Regions from separate parts of the Homo sapiens genome. Here regions 2 and 3 are each linked to region 1. Evidence: chromatin contacts called from ENCODE Hi-C or POLR2A ChIA-PET data. All regions are on one chromosome and are shown on one strand. The core of a region is the stretch at or near the end of the contact, and the rest is flanking DNA. Distances in the headings are between cores, read along the strand shown. Region 1 has its middle 410 kb from the start of LINC00924. Region 2 overlaps NR2F2-AS1 (NR2F2 antisense RNA 1). Region 3 overlaps NR2F2-AS1 (NR2F2 antisense RNA 1).

Region 1 (2,700 bases), core at 159-2,658:
TACTGACCGGCTTCCCATTCATATCAGTTTAACCTTCTTTTTAGGAGAATACTATACATAACTGATGCATCTCTTCATGAACTTGGAGTATATATTTTGAACTTACCGTGGCTTGCTTTTAAATGGTTATCTGGCAATAATTTTGACCTACTGGTACATGCTTCATGATTTGAAGAAGGCGGGTTTTAACAATTGTCTATTACTTTTGGAATTCATTATGAGTAGGATATACTTATGTTTATTTATCCTTAAGTAGAACCTGATTGTTCCAAAAACCTACTAGTTATCTCCGAATGCCACCCCCGTCTCCATATCTCAGGTCTGTTTTCTGGGGAGACGGCAGCGTGGACCGAATTATGCCCATCTACCTCTGCCTAGTCAACTGCCCCCTTCCTATTCTCAAGGCCTGAGTTCCATCCTCTTCTGGGCTCTCAAACATAGAGTGTCACTTGGCAACTCAGACATGAAAGTGCTGAGCTTCTTTGTAGCAGAGGAAAAAACAGCTGAATATGATCAGACAGAAACTCCAGTTTGAAGGTGTAGGAAAGAGAAGAGGTTAGGGGTGCTTCAAAAGAATATGCATGTGATGCTGCGGCATGAGCTACTGGAAAATTTGCTATGCTTTTCTGTGTCTTTGGATGCTTCTTTTAGCCCACTCTTCCCAGAGGGCCCATGCTTCCACAGGTTTTCAGTGCCAACCAATGTCTAAAATAGAGGGGGAACTCTCTGAGTAGCTCTCCTCACAAACACAAAGTGATTGAAATTGTTTCTCCTCTTTCTCTTCCCCACCCCATTCACTCCCTGTGCTCTGACTCAACACGTAGGAAGAACTCTCCACCACAGGTTATCCTGCAGAACCTAGAGGTGAGAAGGTCCCTCAGTGTTTTCCTTTTGAGCTCTTCTGCCTGAAAAGAAACAAGGCAGTTGGGAAAATTCATGATTTGGGTTCTGGGGAGACCTCAGTTCTAGTTCATGCTCTTTTAATTGAACTTGGGTAACCATTTAGCACCCCCTCCTCAGTTTTTTTATCTGTGAAATGGGCAAACTAGACTTAAATCTGAGTGATTATTTCTTTCTGTTTTACTCCCTAAGTTCTAACAGTGACCTGAATCGTAAGTACTCATGGAAAACAAATGAGAACGTGGTTAAGAAAACAAACAGATGTTAAAGAGTATAATCTCACTGAAGGTATTAGAAAGGCCAGTGAATTTGATGTGTGTACATGACCAAGCACTTCCTCCACTCTATCTTTAGGCCTGTGTCGTGGAATTGGAATTAATATGTCTTTGGAGTTTTTGTAGTTCTACTTGAGGACACATAGTTTTGTAACAGCACCATTAAAAACTGACTTTCCAGGCAGAGATTTCAGCATGCAGATGCCCCCGTGGGATTCAGCAATTGGCCTGGCGTCCATAGTCTGAATCAGAGTTTAAAAATTCTTTAAAATAAACAGTGGTGTTCTGGCTTGTTGAAGGTCTTACTTTCTGGGGGGAAAAAAAACCACCTCTATTTTTGCTTGCATGGTATAAAGCCTTTATTTTAGGTAAAATGCGTATTTCAGTCCATCTGTATTTATGCCGATGCGGGCTGTGGACACCACTGTGACTCTGGTCTTTGTACTGGGAGCTGAATTGAGTGGCGAGGGCCTTTCTTTGTTTCTCACTGACTTTGTCTCTGAGAGCTAGACTATTGCTGCAGATAAAATGAAAAGATATTGTTTTTAGATCCAAAGATGGAAGAACTCCCTCTGTGCAGAGAAACCAAGTAGAACCAAGGGTGTAGATGCATCATCAGAAAAAGAGTGGCTGGATTGGTTTTGTTCCTCTCTTCACTGATGCTGGCACCAAGAGACTTCTGCTAAGAGCTTATGATTATCTATGCACCTTGATGCCAACTTTATGCAGACAAAGTTCAGTTGAATTAGGGAGCTAGTTGTTGTTTCTCGTTCTCTAGTTGTTTTTTCCTCACTGATCCAACCTCACATGATAATAACTTAGTAAACACGTCTACTTTGACATCCTGCAAACCTCAAACTTAACATATCTGAAACTCAGTTCCTGTCACTGATTAGAAACAAAAGCAAGGGTGGAGAGGGGCTCTGCTTTCTGTTTCATTTCCAATATGTATTATTCTCATTGTCTTTGTTGTCTAAACTCAGAAATTGAGCCTTGCTTCTGAATTTTTTCTTCTCTCTCTTGCTTCCTATGTGTTAACAATGATTCAATCCCATTGACTCTTTCTTCCATCTATGACCTGATTCTATCCTTTCTATTTTTGTTGCCCCATTTAATAAAAGTTCTCAGATTTTTGTGCCTATACTACTGCAATAACCTTCTGAGTTCCCTTTTTTATCATTTACCCAATATCATTCCTGCTGCAACTGTCTCTCTTCTTCTTATGCTTCCATGGTTTATGCCTCATCTTGCTTTTTCACCCAGACTGAGATACTTTCTATTCCCTCATTCATTTCACCTGACATTCTTCAGCAATCCCACTTTGATCCTTCTATGAGCCCAGTAAACACTTTTCCTCCAGATCCTAATTGTACCATGAAGATTTACCATATGCTTCACTATTTTCCTTTGAGAAAACAGATACAATATTCAATGTAGTCTTCTAGGAGCTCTTAGAATTATGAACAAAATTACATGAAGATGATAAATCTGGTCAGAAAGTTAGGTATAGACATAGGTAGTCATA
Region 2 (2,700 bases), core at 137-2,636, 390 kb before region 1:
AAAAAAGAAGATGAAAATTTCTTAACCTCCCTTTTCCAGCTGATGTGCGATGTCAGACAAGTCATTAACACTCTTTTTTTTTTTTTTTTTCCAGACAAGGTCTCACTCTGTCTCTCAGCCTGGAGTGCAGCGGTGAGATCATAGCACCCTGCAGCCCTACCCACCTGGGCACAAATGATCCTCCCACCTCAGCCTCCCAAGTAGCTGGGAGCACAGGTGTCCCGGCTAATTTTTAATTTTTTTGTAGAGACAGGGTCTCACAATTGTTGCCCAGGCTAGTCTCCTAGGCTCAAGTGATCCCCCCACCTCAGCCTCCCAAAGTGCTGGGATTATAGGAGTGAGCCACTGTGTCTGGTCATGAACACTGTAAACCTTAGCTTTCCCACATGGAACATGGAAATGACAATGCCCACCTCACAGAGGTGACATGTGCTAATGGATTGAAAGCACTAGCATAGAAAAACTTACTAAACAGGCTGGGCACGGCGGTTCATGCCTATAATCCCAGCACTTTGGGAGGCTGAGGCAGGAGGATCATTTGTGGTTGGGAGTTCAAGACCAGCCTGGCCAATACGGTGAAACTCCGTCTCTACTAAAAATACAAAAATTAGCTGGGCACAGTGGCACAATCCCAGCTACTGGGGAGGCTGAGGCAGGAGAACCGCTTGAACCCTGGAGGCGGAGGTTGCAGTGAGCCGAGATCACACCACTGCACTCCAGCCTGGGTGACAGAGCAAGACTCCGTCTCGGGAAAAAAGAAAAATACAAAAAGTAGCTGGGTGTGGTGGTAGGTGTTTGTAGTCCCAGCTACTCAAGAGGCTGAGGCAGGAGAATTGCTTGAACCCAGGAGGGAGAGGTTGCAGTGAGCCAAGACTGTGCCACTGCACTCCAGTTTGGACGACAGAGCAAGACTCCATCAAAAAAAAACAAAAAAAAAGAATGAAGAGCTTACTAAATACTAGAGAGCTAAAGACGGAAGTGGAAAGAAAGCAGGAGAAAATGACTTGGCTTGTGGCTTTTAGGCTTCCTTCTCAATCATTTCTATCCTTTCATTTCTGTTAATTTCAACAATGCTATCGACAGGAACATCTGCCAGATTCCTGTGATTCCTCCTCATTTTTTCCTGACATACTCCCTCGTCATCTTGTTTCAGACCATTCTGCATTTGGTATCTCAGAACTTGAAGAAAGTAAATCTTCTCTGGAAACAGAGTGACTTTCTACTGCAGAGGAAGCCACCACTCTTGGGTGTTCCCTGTGGTAAAATACGACTCTGATACAGCAAATGATGCCCTGGGGCTGAAGTAGCGAATCCTCTGTCCAAAGCACTCGGCCTTCCCCAAGATTAGTCATTTGGCTGTCTCTCTGCTGCTAGTAATTCAGAGATAATCATGTTACCAAGATGCCATTTAATCTGTATTTGGCGTATCTCAAGTTTTCATCTTCATTAATAGAGCCATCAGAGTTTCATCGGGCTTGACTGGTATTGGACACACCAGTGATTCACCCGGGGGGTGAGGTTTGCAGTTTGCATGGAGAAACTGTGCTTGCCAGATGGCAGCTGTTAATCTGCTTGCATCAGGGGTGCGAGGAGGCCTACGTTTGCCTGGCCCCTAGCCAGTGGGGCTCTCCCTCACCTCTGATTATACAATGACCTTGTGGCAGGCCCTGTTCTCCACTCCCAGCAGGCCTGAAGGCACTGGGGGGATTGGATGCCTGATGAAGGGAAGGAATACTTTTTCTGGCCTTCTTACAAGAAAGATTGCTAACCAAATCTTTGCTACCTATAGCCTAGGATATTGAAACATAAGCTCTCTATGGAAGTGTTGTAGGCCTTTCTCCTTAGTTCAGCTGAAATAGGGGTCTTGTCACACAACCACGAAATATTAGGCTTGCAGACACTTTGAAGGGTTAGAAAAACGGAATTTATTGGGCAAAAGGGAATAAAAGGGGAAGCAGATTCTCAGCATAGTGAGAGTCCTGCTAGTACAGGCTTCCCACCTCACAGGCTGAATCCCAGGTACCACCCAGGAAGAGAAGGAGCCAGGCTCCTCCCTCCTGCAAATGGCATGAGCTTCCCGAGACTCCACACTCCTCCCAGTGTGCAGGCCAGTCAGAGGTTCTCCAGGACCCCTTTATACGTGGCTGTCTCAGAGGGCAGTCTACGGTGGAAGGATGTGAACCTGGGAGTCAGAGAAACTTGGCTTTAAATCCAGACGCCAGCATTTAACTAGCGATGTGAAGTTAGGCAGATCACTTAACCTCTTTGAGCCCCAGATTCTTCCATTCACATGCTATGAACCTGATACCATCATCATGGTGGGTGCTTCATAGTCAACGCAGGGAAGTCAGATGGAGACTGATCCATGAGCCCCATGACCCAGCTGTCCTGCTCCTGGGAGTGGAACCCATCCCAGCATTGGGTGTGGTGGTGAGGATGGGGTGACTGAGGTGTTTTTCGCTGGGGAGATGGGTAGTGAGATGTCAGGGAGGCTCATCATACAATGCTATGCAGCAGTATGAAGCAGTGCAGATTAAATCTTAAAAACTGACTAAGAGGGAGGAAAACCACAAAAACATCTGTGGGCACCATTTATGTATAAACATACATATGTGTATATATGTAAACATGTATGTATATATATGCTTATACATAAACGTATGTGTATATAAGGTACATATACAGACAGAGCAAGGAAAT
Region 3 (2,700 bases), core at 162-2,661, 420 kb before region 1:
ATATCCCATTAATTGGACACACAACCCAGATGAAAAGGCTGAAACCCAAGAGTATATAAAAAAACATAAGGTTGTTGCAATTTAAGTGCCTTCAAAAGATCTAATTTGATTTCTAAAAGCAATTTTGCAGATGTGAAAATTAAAGGCACGCAGAAACAAGATATGATTTAATGAACGTGTAGGTTAAGAAACATTTAGAGGTTTCAGTAGCTTTACTCTGACGTTTTTGTTTGTTTGTTTAGCTGTTATGTTGGAAAGATTGAGTCCACAACACAATAAAAATTACTGAATTTTATGGGTCGCTATTTCCTTGATCAAATTGTCCCATTCTTCCCAACATGTTTCTGAAGCAACTTTGTATTTCTGTCTGCAGATTTTCAGGTCCAGGACCCGTCAATCAAATTTCAGATTCTAATAAAGTCCAAGGGTCTCTCCACTTAGGTTTGTCTTAGCTGTTTCATCAATGAGCCCCTCCCCCTTTCCCAGCAAATTGCACACTTATTCCCACTTAAAAAAAAAAAAGAGAGAGAGAGAGAGACAGAAAAATAACCCTTCCCACTGGTTCTAATGACATCTTCAGTCATTAATGAGTTAATAAAAATCTCGAAGTCATCTGGGCTAGATAAGAAAGAAGAAAGAAATGTATTGTACTGTAATGACAGGCTCTCGAGCTGCCCTCTGAGATGTCATGGGTCAGTCATGTTAAGAATGTGTGCGTCCAATCATCTGCTGATTTTTATCAGCAAGCTCTCCAGCAGGAGCTGACAAGGGCCAGTTTGGGAGTCACAATGAATAAACAATGACTTTTTGGATTGTTGGGGGCTGTGTAATAGAGTGAGGGGTTTATATATACTAAAACATGATGACATTAGCAATCAATATACCAATTACTGGACAAGTTATTGGAGGAGGCATTCACGTGTCTTCAGCCTGCTTGCACTTTGAAGGGGCCTCTAGCAGGGAGAGTCCGTGTGCCCAGAGGCCGGCAAAGGTTCAAGACGTCAGGCCCAGATCTAAAAGGCAAGCCCCTCTTCTCAGGCTGAAGTAGTCCAGAGCTGGATGATTTGAATCCCCTGGGGAGTTTATTAAAAATACAGATTCCTGACTTTCCTTCTTAGAGAGTCCATCTCAGGAGTCTGGGGCTAAGGGTGAGACTTAGTGTTTTTAACAAAGTTTCCAGGTAATCCTGATCGGGAGCATTAGGGAACTGCTGTACAGTTGTAATTCCCAAAGTGCTGTCCCCCAGCCAGAGCAGCTGCATCCCTATCACCTGGGAGCCTGTTGCAAATGCACATTCTTGGGCCCCTCCCTAAACCCACTGAAACTGAAACTCACTAGGGGTGGGGCCTAGAGATCTGTGTTTTAACACAGCCCTCAGGTGATTCTGATGCACTGTACAGTTTGAGAACCAAGGCTGTAGTACAAAGATCCTTGCCAAGGTGTTGCAACACAGCTCTGTCACCTGTAGCCTCTGAGGCTCCTCATGGGTAATTTGTTACTTGTACTAGTTAGAGTGCTGGAGTTTGCAAATGATTTACTTAAAAAAATTAAATTAGAGTAGATCCAAGATTATCTTCACAGTCATGCCACTCTCATTCACTTGCATACTGCTAGGCTTTCTTGAATGATCTTGATGTATGAGTGACTTTGGTTATAGAATAGGAAGAATAAACATAGCTTTTGTCTATTATTTGAAGTGGAAAGAGAGAGTGGATTTGTACATAATCTTAAAAGAAAAGGAGTCCATAAGAAAAATCAATGTACGTGAAGCATTTATTTGATGTATGACAAATATTTATGTAGGTAACCAGTGCCACTTGTGAAACCCATGGGCAATTGGTGAGGTCTACTGTTTTCGTCTTTGGTAGCCACAGAACATGCAACGTGTCTTAATTAGAAGAAGAGAATATGCACGGCCCAAGGTCAGCATATCCTCAGAAGAGGAATGGCGAAGACCTTCTTGCAGTTGGGTTGAGACTTCCTTTATTCAGCCAAGGGTCCTCCTAAAGGGGCTTGCTCAGCTTTCAAAAGAGGTGGACTCGTTTGTCAGCCATGCAGTAGATTTAAATCAGTGTTCTCCAGAAGACGTTTGAAATAGTAATTTCATGTCTCAAAACATTGATTTAAAAAAATGTCCGGGGTCAAGTGAGAAACAGTAGATTAACCTGAGTTAAATATGATTGTTTGCAGCAGGGCCCCCAAAGCCTCCAGCACATTACTATGCACTGTGAATCCCCAGGACATTTGATCTTCAATAGATCTGATTACCCAAACCGTTTTATAAAGGATAAGCTTGTAGCATTGGTGTTCAAGGAATAGACTTTCAGGAGACACAGATTCCTATTTTCTAAGATGGCAACAACCTGTTGGTAGAAGCTAGTTCTTTTATATATTGTATAGTAAGGAACCTCTTCCTTTATTCTAATGTATCAAACCCTCTGTGTCTGGCGTCAGGATTCATTATGTGGTGGCTTGACGCCAGCAAAAAGGTTCATGTAACACTCACCAAAGAGTTAAATAAGTTGTCCAGTTGTTGATGGTTTGGTTAAATTATCCCTGAATTTTTGGCATATCTCCCAGAACAGGTACTCATAAAAAAAGAAAGAAACCTGGGTTTTGCTAAGTGAGATTACATTGTGTTTTCATATATGAGGGATAATTCCAGTGCAATACTTGCCTATACCCAGAAACTGGCTGCAT

What was found. Hi-C counts contacts between places; a loop is a spot of excess contacts on that map. ChIA-PET counts read pairs that join two places held with the same protein, here RNA polymerase II (POLR2A). Pooled maps may share reads with other maps.
Region 2: a pooled map shows a loop between it and region 1 (3-fold over the local background). The contact joins two enhancer-like sites. A Hi-C loop is called at or near these places in 2 of 37 single-sample maps with no recorded cell type and 2 of 50 pooled maps. POLR2A ChIA-PET finds 5 or more read pairs at or near these places in 1 of 52 experiments (HEK293).
Region 3: a pooled map shows a loop between it and region 1 (3-fold over the local background). The contact joins two enhancer-like sites. A Hi-C loop is called at or near these places in 2 of 37 single-sample maps with no recorded cell type and 3 of 50 pooled maps.

Annotation. Positions count from the first base shown.
Region 1 is chr15:95,838,824-95,841,523 of GRCh38, reverse strand. No RefSeq gene overlaps it. Among named protein-coding and RNA genes, the nearest start is that of LINC00924, 410 kb to the right of the region's middle. RefSeq lists an enhancer at 2,035-2,094. Within about 2 kb of position 1,408, at least 8 of the 41 ENCODE cell types and tissues checked have a DNase peak (open chromatin) inside an H3K27ac peak, as active enhancers do.
Region 2 is chr15:96,233,077-96,235,776 of GRCh38, reverse strand. All of the region lies in intron 2 of NR2F2-AS1 (NR2F2 antisense RNA 1), which reads left to right. Among named protein-coding and RNA genes, the nearest start is that of NR2F2-AS1, 93 kb to the left of the region's middle. Within about 2 kb of position 1,386, at least 2 of the 41 ENCODE cell types and tissues checked have a DNase peak (open chromatin) inside an H3K27ac peak, as active enhancers do.
Region 3 is chr15:96,263,167-96,265,866 of GRCh38, reverse strand. All of the region lies in intron 2 of NR2F2-AS1 (NR2F2 antisense RNA 1), which reads left to right. All of the region lies in intron 1 of LOC124903584 (a long non-coding RNA gene), which reads right to left. Among named protein-coding and RNA genes, the nearest start is that of NR2F2-AS1, 63 kb to the left of the region's middle. Within about 2 kb of position 1,411, at least 7 of the 41 ENCODE cell types and tissues checked have a DNase peak (open chromatin) inside an H3K27ac peak, as active enhancers do.